Linked DNA regions of Mus musculus: region 2 is linked to region 1. Evidence: chromatin contacts called from ENCODE Hi-C or POLR2A ChIA-PET data. All regions are on one chromosome and are shown on one strand. The core of a region is the stretch at or near the end of the contact, and the rest is flanking DNA. Distances in the headings are between cores, read along the strand shown. Region 1 holds the start of Ehmt2 (euchromatic histone lysine N-methyltransferase 2). Region 2 holds the start of Gpank1 (G patch domain and ankyrin repeats 1).

Region 1 (5,460 bases), core at 1,907-4,406:
CGAAAGCCGGGCGTGGTGGTGCACGCCTTTAATCCCAGCACTTGGGAGGCAGAGATAGGCGGATTTCTGAGTTCGAGGCCAGCCTGGTCTACAGAGTGAGTTCCAGGACAGCCAGGACTATACAGAGAAACCCTGTCTCGAAAAACCAAAAAAAAAAAAAAAAAAAAAATTAAAAAGAGAACAGTGGCCAGCAAGATGGCTCAGTGGGCAGGGGTGCTTGCTGCGCAAACCCTAAAACTTGAGTCTGACTCCTAGATGGCATGAAAAGGTGGAAGAGACCAGGCTCCACAGATATGTCCTCTACTGCGTCCATCCCCTCAACCTCCCCCATTACACATACACACTTATAATCAATATTTTTCTTTCAAGACAGGATTTCCCTGTGTAGCCTTGGCTGCCCTGGAACTCACTATATAGACTTGGCTGTCTAAGGAATTGTGTATACTCTAACTAGGCTGGCCTTGAACTCAGAGATCTGCCTGCCTCAGTCTCCCAAGAACTGGGATTAGAGGCGTGAGCCAGCACCACCCAGCAACAGATAAAATTTTAAAAGTTGTGCCCATATAGGAGTCTTTAAACTACTAATACAGGCATTAGCTAATCATCTATAAGGTATCTACAAGGAAGACAGATACGTGTAAGGCATATGCAAATGTTGATTCTTAGCTGACCCAGACCTTAAGAGATCCACCTGGCTCTCATAATTTTATATGAGGAGCCCGAGCAAACACGAACTTCTGTACCAGAGAAGAACAGCCACACCATGGTGAGGTAATCACTTTCCCAGAAAAAGAAAACAAGCATTGTCGGAGAGGTAGTGCAGTGGTTAAGAGCCGGTTGCTGCTCTTGTGGAAGACCCAGGTCCAATTGCCCAGCACTGACAAGATGCTCACAACCCCTTCAAACTCAAGGTCTACTGCCCCCTTGACTTGAAGGGCACCAGACACACAAGGTGGTACACAGACATATGTGCAGGTAAAACACCCAGAAGCTTAAAAGTTTTTAAAAAAAGAAAGAGTAAAGAAAAAAAAAAAGAAAGAAAAAAATTAAATGTAGAAGCTGGGTGGGGTGGATCATAGCAAGTTCAGTCTACATGAGACCATCTCAAAAAGAGGAAATAAAACAAGGGCCAGAGATATGGCTCAGCAGTTAAGAGCACTGACTGCTCTTCCAGAGGTCTTGAGTTCAAATCCCAGCAACCACATGGTGTGGCTCACAACCATCTGTAATGGGATCTGATTCCCTCTTCTGGTGTGTCTGAAGACAGTTACAGTATATTCATATACATAAAATAAATAAATAAATCTTTTTTAAAAAAAAGATTATAAATAAAAGGCATGTGTGTACACCTTCAGCCCCAGGATGTAGGAGACAGAAAAAGGTAGATCTCTGTGAGTTAAAGGCCAGCCTGGTCTACACAGCCAGCCAGCCAGGGCTACACAGTGAGACCCTGTTACACACACACACACACACAAAACAACAAAAAACAAAAACTACTCTCTCAAAACAAAATAAAGCTCAAAACAAACAACAAAATAAACGAAACAAGACCCAGAGGAAGGCTACACAAGCCATACTTAAGCTGAATCAAGAGCCCTTAAAACCTTGACATAATTTTGATTTCCAGGTTCTTGTCACACACACACACACACACACACACACACACGCCTCCGCCCACATTCTGTCATTATGTGGCCTTCCCAGGGAAGAGTTCCCAGTAAAAACTTTATCTGGTTTGAGACTGGTCTCAAAGTAGGGATTTGAAAAACAAACAAACAAACAAACAAACAAACGAACAAACCAACCTCCCTAAGCATTTGTTCAGAGGCAAAAAACAAAACAAAAAAAACACAAACTTGGGAAGGCTGATCCTGCCCAGTCATTTGTGTAATTAGGACAATAACTATATAATTAATTCTACATCTGTCAGTCTCCTCTGCTGACCACCCCTCCCCAAAGAACACAAACTCCAGGAAGCCGACAATTACTCTGCTCACAGAGGCCCAGCCCAACAGCTGACACTTGGTAGCCTATTGGTAAATTCGAAAAAAAAAATCTGAATACAAGAGGTCTAAGGCTAAATCCCGGAAGAAGGAAAAAAAAAAAAAAAAAAACCCAAAAGAACAAACCACCAACAAAAACAAAACAAAACAAAAAATCCGACCCAGAGACTCCCCAAGTCTCTCCACCCCAACTTCCACACTCTCACCTGTCCGTTGCTAGGTTTGGACATGGTTTTCCGGGCTCGGTGCACTTTGGGCTGCCCCTCCTGGGCGGCAGTTGTTGCCGGAGAGGGTTCAGGCCCAGCAGTTGCAGCTCCCTGGGCCCCGGGCATGCTCAACAGCCTCATGGCCAAACTCTGGACCGAGGGGGGCGACTTTCCTGCCCCTGTCATTGACATTTTGGCCCGACTGGGACAGGCACCCCCCTTGCTGGGGGAAGAGGGGAACGACTTTGTGGCATGGCCTAGAAAAGAGGCAGGCAGAAAGGGGGTGCAGGGTGAGCAGGCATGCAGAAAGCCCCTCTGCGCCCCGTCTCCCTCACTCCCCAGTCTCTCACCCAGCACGATGCGACCCCCATCTCCCTCCAGGCTCTCGGGTTCGTCCCCGATGAGTGATGCGGCCCCGACAGGGGTGTCAGCCCCCTCATCGCCGACGGTGACAGTGACAGAGGCCGGAGAGGAGGGGCCGGCAGGCTCCAAGGAGTCGGGGTTGGCCTTGGGAAGGGTCTCCTCACTCTGAGGGGTGTCCCCCAAAGAGCTATGAACTGTCGGGAGGGGAAAAGAAAAAGTTCAGGGCTGAAAGCTCCCGGGATCCCGTGTTGGGGGTGGGGAGGGTGGAGGTCCGGTCGGGCCTGCTCCTGCTGCACTCACCTCTCTCGGCGGCTCCTCGGGGCTCCTTCTCCAGCAGCAGCGCCCCCATCTCAGCGGGGGCCTCCCCCTGGGAGGGGAGACAAGGAACCGGGGGGCCGGTCAGCCCGGCAGGCAGCTGGGGGGCCCAAGACGCCTGGGCCCTGGGCAGCGAGAGCAGGCTTCGGGGCCTACCTCGCCCTCGGTGGGCGCCCCCCCGACCGCGGCCGCGGCCGCCCGTGGGGGCCGCACGCCCCCGCCCCCGGGCCCGCATCAGCCCCCTCCCTCTCGGCAGACCCCGCATCTCTGGGGCCGGGAGCAGAGGAGGGGGAGGGGGCGGGGCCTCCGCGCCCCGGCCCCGCCCCCTCCTCCCGGCTGCACGCGCCGCTCCCCCTTTGTCCCCCAGGCCGCGGGGACCCCGGCCACCAACCCCTGCAACGCCCGCTGCGCCCCAGCCCGGCGGACGGCCCCTCGCGCCCCTCGCGCGGGCTCCCGGGGTCGCGGTGCCCACCGCCCACGCAGGGGCAGCGGGCGGCGGCACGTGCGACTCGGCGCCCACTCCCCCCACCTCCCACCCCCTGGTCCCCTCATCCGCCCCCGGTGTTGGCCCCCTGGTTTGCTGTAAGTTCGGCTCGGGCCCCCCGGCCCCGTTGCACCCCCGGAGCATTGCACGAGCGCGCGCTTCCCCCGGGCGCGCGCGCGGGCATGCACCCGCCTCTCCCCCTCCCCTTCCGCACCTCGGCGGCCGCCGCCGCAGCAGCTCCCGCCGCCGCCGCCATCGCCGCTTGCGCGGGGGGCCGAGCCGGCGCGCGGCCGCCCCGGGTCACGTGGACAAGGAGGGAGGGCGAGAAGACGCCTTAAAGGAGCCGCTGCGGGCCTCTTGGCCATTTTTGCCCCCCAGAATGGCCCTGGAGGTCCAGAACTGGGGCCTGTAGGGGAGAGGGCGTTCGCTCCTAGCCTGGGCTCCGCCGGGAGCAAGGGTGAGGCTCGACTGGGCTGTGGCTTCCCTGTCCCCGCCCGGTTTTGGGAACACGTGTAGCCTGAGCCTTTGCAGCTGCCGCGTGTGCCTTTCCCGTTCTGAGCCGCCAGATAGAAGGCTGGGACTATATCAGTTTTGAACTTTAGTGCACAAGAAGGGGCGACAGAGACTCACGGAAGACACCTTTACTTCTGGGTCAGTGTGCTTTTGGAAATCTGGGGGAAGTGTCTTCGGTTGCACTAGATATGTCAACTGAATGCAGCGGAGACCTCAATCTATTGACAGTAACTATTTCTGCCCAAATACTTCTCCATGGAGGGGGGGGGTCATGGTCCAGCAGACAGCTTAAGTATGATGGTAGACACAGCAAGTATACAACCCTGAACACTATCGAGGGCACCATCCCCCTCCAGGCATTAAGTCCTAGCCAAAGCTTGAAAATGCCTGTATGGTTGCTCACACAATATTGGACAGACAGGTACTTATGTTACTGGGCCCAAGGCCAATTCGGCATCTTATGGGAACTGTAGTCCTCTTTGGATTAAAAACTTTTCAGAGCTTTCTGGGAATTGTAGTCTTCTAGGTAATCAACTATAAGTTTAGCTGGTATTTCAACTTTCCTTAAAACTTGAGCAAAAATATGCAACAGATGCCCTTTTGCCATCTCTGTGGGTTCACTGGTCACCTGTGGCCCATGGCTTGCACTGCCACCAAACCCCGCATGGTTTATGCCAGCACCAGGGTTGCCAATCACTGTGTGATAAGGTTTCTGCCTAAGTGTTTAGGGCGTGTTCCGAGTCTCTGCTTGAGGCTCCTTTTGGCATGGGACTACAATTGTTAGCGCTGGGAGAATCTATGGTGGGTAGTCACACACATGCAATTGCCAGAATATAAAGAAAAAATGTTTTTGTTTGTTTTTTTTGTTTATTTTTATGGAAAACAAAAACTAAAACCCCAAACTCCAGAAAAAATCCTAAAAAATAGTTTTCTTTAAAAATACTGTATGTCTCTACTCCTCTCCCTCCCCCCAACAGCCCTCCTTGTGTCCTTTTTTTCTAAGTGCCCTGCCCCCCCACCCCTCCGCTACTCACTGTTCTCGCTACTGTAGCCTAATGTCTCATTACCTACCCAGGTTGCCCACCGTGTTCTCTTACCTGGCACATATCATTTCATTTCCGGTGAGCCTTGTATCTACTTTCCCACTTCCCCAGCATGCAAAAATCTCCTCCCTTCCTTCTGGTACTTCATACATGTGTCGCCCTCCGCTCCCTTCTCCCTGTCATCTATTCTAACCAGGGGCAAGTAAGCTGCTTCCTGGCAATCCCCCTACAATTCCCACCCCCACCCCATCTCAAGAAACGCTAGAATCCCCCCCCCCCCCAGCCAGCTTTAGCCAGGAAAGAGCTGTTCTCCAAAACTTTCAACTTTGCCTTTTTTTTTTTTTCCCTCTCTTCCTCCACATCGTTTATGCACCTCTTCAAAAAAGAAATCTTTCTTTGGGATCCCACATTCCCTCAGCCTTATCAACCCTGTCTCCGGCTCCATCTTTTTCTTCTGCTCTTTGAGGCATGGTCTCTCTCTCTCTCCAGTCTTCCTCCCTCAAAATGTTTGCCTGCCCTCAAACCCCGCCCCT
Region 2 (5,460 bases), core at 1,533-4,032, 220 kb before region 1:
CGTGATTTAAGCAGCCGCCCTTTGGCCTTCCAGACTGGGATTTGAAAGCTTTCATGTTCCTAGCACTCTGTATAAGCATCTCAAGGGATTGGGGGTGCCAAGTACGTAAGAGAAGTGTAGAAAAGCATATTGCCTGGTTTTCAGGGAGTGAAATGATCTCTTAGGACTGCCTTAAGCCTTGGAATCCTAACTCAGTAAGCAGGTATGAAGCCCTAGGTTAAGCCCCATGTAGCACTCCAGAACCAGTTTTAGCTGAGTTTGATGCCAGCCTGGTCTACACATAGTGAGAGACTGTGTCTCAAAAAACAAAAAGAAAAAAAGTTCATCTTGAACTTTTTATCTGGGAGGTCAGAGCTCTGGTCACAGCTAGAATGTCACACAGGTTGGATGACATTAGTTGTATTGGCCAATCCTGCAGGACTCTACTTCCTCTCTGGGGACTTTTAACTTCCCTACCACAAGGTATTACACTTCATCACAGCTGGCTTCCTCAAGTTCAAGGTTTGTATCAGGCAGAGCAGAGCAAAGTATCTTTGGCTTTTCTCCCAATGTCAGCAGCATCTTTTGGATGCATCTTGTCTTGGAGAGGGGCCCCACCCAGGGTCTTCCCAGTGTTAGGCAGGTGCTCTAACCAAGCTATGCCCGCCCCTCTCCAACACATAGCACACTTGGTTTGTGATACTTGTCACTGACTTGACTGGCCTAGACACATACTCAGAGGGGTGTTTTACAAAGTGGGGCAATTCCTAATGTGTGTGTGGGGGCGGGGATTCAAGGAGCAGGTAGAATGCAGCCAGCAGGACTGGGGACTCTCTTTTGTCACCCGGAGAGCTTGTCCTTTTGGCTCAGGTGAGACTTCTATGTGACTCTCAGATTTGTTCCAATTCCCTACTATATCATTCAAGAAAGTAAACAAACCACAAGGAAGGAAGTTTATTTATCTCCCAACTCTCCGCCCTTCTCTCTAAAATCAGAGCCCAACAGCTAAGGCCTAAGGGTTCGGAAGTCCAAGTGTCCAAGTCAGAGGCCCAAGTCCAGCGAGTGACAGACCAGGGCCAGTCCATATCAGTCAGAACTCGAGGTTCATGTACAGTCTTAGATCTCGCTCCCAGGCTCTGCCCTTTTCTTCTTGCCTTCTGTTCTCCCTCTGACTCAGTGTGGCAACTCGAGGGACTCTCTCTCTCCCAGACACAGCCCGGGTATCCCGCGCTGCAAAGTGTGTGACTCGGGGTTGGGGTGGGGATCTATAACCCAATCCTTCCTGGTCCCTCTTGAGGATAGTGGGGATAGGGTTGGCACGGCCTTCACCCCGGGGTCCTAGCCCCATTCCTGGTTCCCAGCCACCTCTCAGCAGTAGCCTGAAGCCAGGACTGGAAGTGGGCACCCCAAGGGGAAGGTTGGAGGGCTGGGGTCTCCTGGACAGTGACAGCAGGTGAGCAGTAGATGTGTGGTGGTTGGAGTCTTCAAAGTGGGCACCACAGTCCTCACAGAACTGGGACGAGGAGGGGGTAGATCTGCAGAGAAAGAAATATGTTATAGGGGAGGAAAAAAAAAGATGAACAGAGCCTCAAGTTGTTCAGGCACCAGGCAGAGCAGAGCAAAGTACTTTTTGCCTTTCTCCCAATGTCAGCAGCATCTTTTGGTTGTATCTTGTCTTGGAAAGGGGCCCCAGGGTCTTCCCAGTAGGGAATATTTGGAATACTGTCAGGTAGGCCTCAAGCTCTCAGGAATAATGAGTAGTGCTGGCATTTATAAAGTGCAAACTGTGTGACAAGCACCATCCCATCCTACCCCATCTCTTTCCACATTAACCTACTGTATCTTAACACCCCTTTGAGGAAAAAGTCTTAGCCCCAATTCTCAGACAAGGACTGAGATTTGCAGACTTTAGGCTGGCACTGCAAATAAATGGAACCAAGATTCAAATGCACAAAGACCACGCCCATTGTTACTCTATGACTGAATATGCCAGAGGATGAATAGCCCCCTTTAGCTGCTGTGGGCCCTTAGTATGAGGTGCCCAGGAAAGGAAGAACACAATAAAGATGGGTGTAAGTGAAGGCTCCCTCCTCACCGGTTCTGGTTCTCAGGGCTCCTTGTCTCTCCATGACTCTCTCTGACCATACGGGCTACCTCAGGGAAGCCTGCTTCTTCAGCCAGCTGGGCAGCATCTCTGCCTCCCAGGTCACAGACTCCAACCCAGGCAGCTCCTCGGCCCAGGAGATAGCGCACAGCGGCGCCCTGGCCTGCTCGGGCAGCACACATCAAGGGAGTCCACCAGAAGGCATCACGAGCATTGATATTCCCTCCAGCTCCCCCTGCCTCTTGGGGTTCTAGCAGCCTCCGGAGTTCTGTCAGATCCCCATTCTGGGCTGCCAGCAGGATCCACTGGGCCATCCTGTCTTCATCCTCAAGTGCTCTTCCTTGTCTGGGGACTCCTGCTGCTGCAGGCTCCCTAGTCACTCTTCTTCTCTTCTTCTTCCTCTCCCTCATAGGTTCAGCTCTCTGGGGCTTAGAGGAACTACTGTCATCTGCGATTAGAGCCTCATAGAAAGCCCGGGCAGCAGCCCCGTCCAGGACAGGCTCTGCTTTCTCCTGCTGTGGTTGCTGCTGCCCATCCTTCCAGAGGTCACTGGAGTCAGCCGCTGGGGTAAATTCGATGAAGGATGGCCTAGACATGCCTGTGAGAGAAACAAGAAAATGAAGACTGGGCAAGGCAAGGATGTGACAAGCAAGCGATCCAACCATTCAGGTAGCTATTGTGAAGATGACCAGCACCACCTCTGGGGGCCCGCTGAGATGGGAAAGCAGCCTAGAACTAAAATGGGCCTCCCATCCCAAAACTGACTTCATAGTTAGGATTCTGTGGAGCCCGGGCCTCATGGGTAAAAGGGACCCCAGGAATAACAACAGATCCTGTCACGATGGGATGGGTAAAACAGACCCCAGGAACAACAGATCCTGTCATGATGTTAATAAAATTTCATGAGGGCATAGTAGATATGAATCTGTGTAGAATGCTTGTTTCAAATTTGAGAATTCTAGATTCTATCAATAACACAGAAAAGAAAAAGGGTAACAGGAAAAAAATATTCTACAAGACAGTTGTTAATGGGTTCTGTATTCAACTCCCATCTTCCTACAAACAAAAATGCCAGGCTCTCTCTGAAAACATTCCGCTAACACATACAGGAAATATAAGGTCGACACCCCCCCCCCTTTTTTTTTCGAGACAGGGTTTCTCTGTATAGCCCTGGCTGTCCTGGAACTCACTCTGTAGACCAGACTGGCCTCGATCTCAGAAATCTGCCAGCTTCTGCCTCCCAAGTGCTGGGATTAAAGGCGTGCGCCACCACTGGCCCGCACAGGTCGACCTTTTAAATCTTGCTCGATCTTATCTAGGGGTCCCCTTTTCCCAGATTAAAAACAGGCATGACATTACTCCGGGAGGTTTCTGGGGAAGCTGCATTGTCACTTCTGTACCGCAAAATGTCGCTCTTGTAATCTGTAAGATTGGATACAATCAAATAGCCACAGGGCAGAACGAGGCATGCGCAGGAGCAACAACAACAAAACATCCATAAGGTTCAAGTTTCCCGCGCTAGAACCTTTTCTAGCATCCTCGTAGTAAAGCATCGCGTGCCCAGTAGCGCGAGGACCCAAGGGGGAGCCTGTCGGTTGGGGTCCTGCTTTTACATAACGCCCCCACAATGCCCTTCGCCACCCTCCGCGTTCAGAAAGACTCTGAGGACACAGTGGGGAGACCTGTGGGATGCCGAGGAGCTGTGAGATGAAGTAACATCACGGTTACCCCTCACCACTGCTCTGAGCAGGGTTTGAAGAACAGTCAGGGTCATCAGCACAACTCTCTACCCCAGCTCTGAGGAGATGGAGAAGTACAAAGGGACAAGCGGCGGCAGAATGGCTGGCCCCACCTCAGGTTAGCTCGCAGGGCGGTCCAGGTTCTCACGCAGCGTGCACAGCTCAGCGCATCCCAAGCACACCCGACCTAAGTCCCTCACCACAACTCTGCGCATGCCGGAGCCCGAGCGCACTCTGTCGCGGGCCTGGCGAGAGAACCAGGATCCCGTGGGTTGGCCTGGCACAGGGAAGAGGGAGAAAAAAAAGCAAAGCGGAACGCTGAGGGAGCACCGCAGGGATGACAATCAGCCCGAGGACCTACCCGGCAGCTTAGCGAGCCTAACAAGACTATATTTCCCAGGCTTCCTGGTCGGGAAGACCCCCTGCTCCGCTTCCGCTTCCGGTGGCGCCTCGGTTCGCCCCGCCCCCAGGCGGCTTCCTCTAGGGCCTCGCGGCCCTTAGAGAGTCATGCGCGGGTCCTCTTGGGATTGGTAGTTTGTCTTCCCCTCATTTCGTCAGTTTCTCTCTGCCGACGGGACTACATCTCCCGGCGTCCACGGAGGTAGGGGGCGGTTCTTAGCGCCTGCGCGTTGCCCTTTTCTCACCCAAATCCTCACCAGTTTCCAGTGGCCCCCCCCCTCCCTACTTCGTCTGCTGCGGCCGGGTCGGCTTTTTGCGCTGTAGTGGTCTCTGCGGTTCCTTGGAAGCACAGCTCCCCTTCCCCGCCCCAGTCCCAGTCCCCGTCCGGCCGGTGAGTGTGGGGTTGTCCCCGCGTCGAGTCGCCCGTCCCTGGGCGCGGCACTCTGGTTGGAGCTCCTCGATGTGGGGGCGACGAAGGAAGTGACCGGGTCGGTAGCCGAAGGAGGTCGGGGGCCCTGGGCGAGAGGAGGCGGCTTTTGGGGACGCTCGTGAGACCCACAGAAGTGTGGTGCCTTCGCCAACCCTGCGAGTGCAGGAGAGGCCGGCTCTGTTGGGGAAAATGAACTTCGGAAGCCTTGGGACAGGCGCCAGGAACATGCAGGCACCTGCGGTGGTGGGGAGCCGGAGCCGAGGGCCCTGTCGCGGCTGACATGGAGGGGAGAGGGGCCTGGCTTTGAGGAGCGCCAGGGACGAGGGTCACACTAACAGATCAGGACCTGTCATTTTCTGGAAAGTAGCGAAACTTATTGCCAGCACACTGCAAGGGGGCTGAGGTGAAGGAGAGAAGCTTGGAGATGCTTCAGAGGCCGGGATCCTTCAAGCCTGGCTGGACTCAGATTCTTCCGTTGTTGTGGAGAATGTGTGGGAGGAGGGAAGAGACAAGAAACAGCTTGGTCTCCACTTACTTAACGCTCTTCTTTCACAGCGGACATAAAGATGAGTAGCTCTGAGGAGGTGTCCTGGATTTCCTGGTTCTGTGGGCTCCGTGGTAATGAATTCTTCTGTGAGGTGAGTTTAGGTCGGCCAACTCCACATGCCCTCGATGTTTTATTTTATGTTGTTTGAGAGCAGATTTCGACGGAACTCACTATGCAGCCTAGACTGGCCTTGAACTCCTGGCAGTCCTACTTCCTCAGTCTCCTGAGTGCTAGGATTTCAAGGTTTTGTCAATATGCATGG

Evidence for each region. Hi-C counts contacts between places; a loop is a spot of excess contacts on that map. ChIA-PET counts read pairs that join two places held with the same protein, here RNA polymerase II (POLR2A).
Region 2: a loop to region 1 is called in a map of left cerebral cortex, with 2.2 times the contacts of the local background. The contact joins the promoter of Gpank1 here to the promoter of Ehmt2 in region 1. A Hi-C loop is called at or near these places in 1 of 37 maps with a recorded cell type or tissue (left cerebral cortex). POLR2A ChIA-PET finds 5 or more read pairs at or near these places in 3 of 5 experiments (Patski and embryonic stem cell).

Annotation. Positions count from the first base shown.
Region 1 is chr17:34,896,666-34,902,125 of GRCm38, reverse strand. Ehmt2 (euchromatic histone lysine N-methyltransferase 2) reads right to left here and starts at 3,156. Exons shown (of 27, transcript NM_145830.3): 1 at 2,873-3,156; 2 at 2,560-2,766; 3 at 2,210-2,466. The coding sequence starts at 3,152. It overlaps Zbtb12 (zinc finger and BTB domain containing 12), which reads right to left. Exons shown (of 2, transcript NM_198886.3): 2 at 5,282-5,460.
Region 2 is chr17:35,120,274-35,125,733 of GRCm38, reverse strand. It overlaps Gpank1 (G patch domain and ankyrin repeats 1), which reads right to left and starts at 2,782. Exons shown (of 2, transcript NM_032460.2): 1 at 2,075-2,782; 2 at 919-1,514. The coding sequence starts at 2,748. The coding sequence ends at 1,070. Gm20522 (predicted gene 20522) reads left to right here. Exons shown (of 3, transcript NR_168268.1): 2 at 419-501; 3 at 2,496-2,999. It overlaps Csnk2b (casein kinase 2, beta polypeptide), which reads left to right and starts at 4,442. Exons shown (of 7, transcript NM_009975.3): 1 at 4,442-4,612; 2 at 5,207-5,289. The coding sequence starts at 5,218.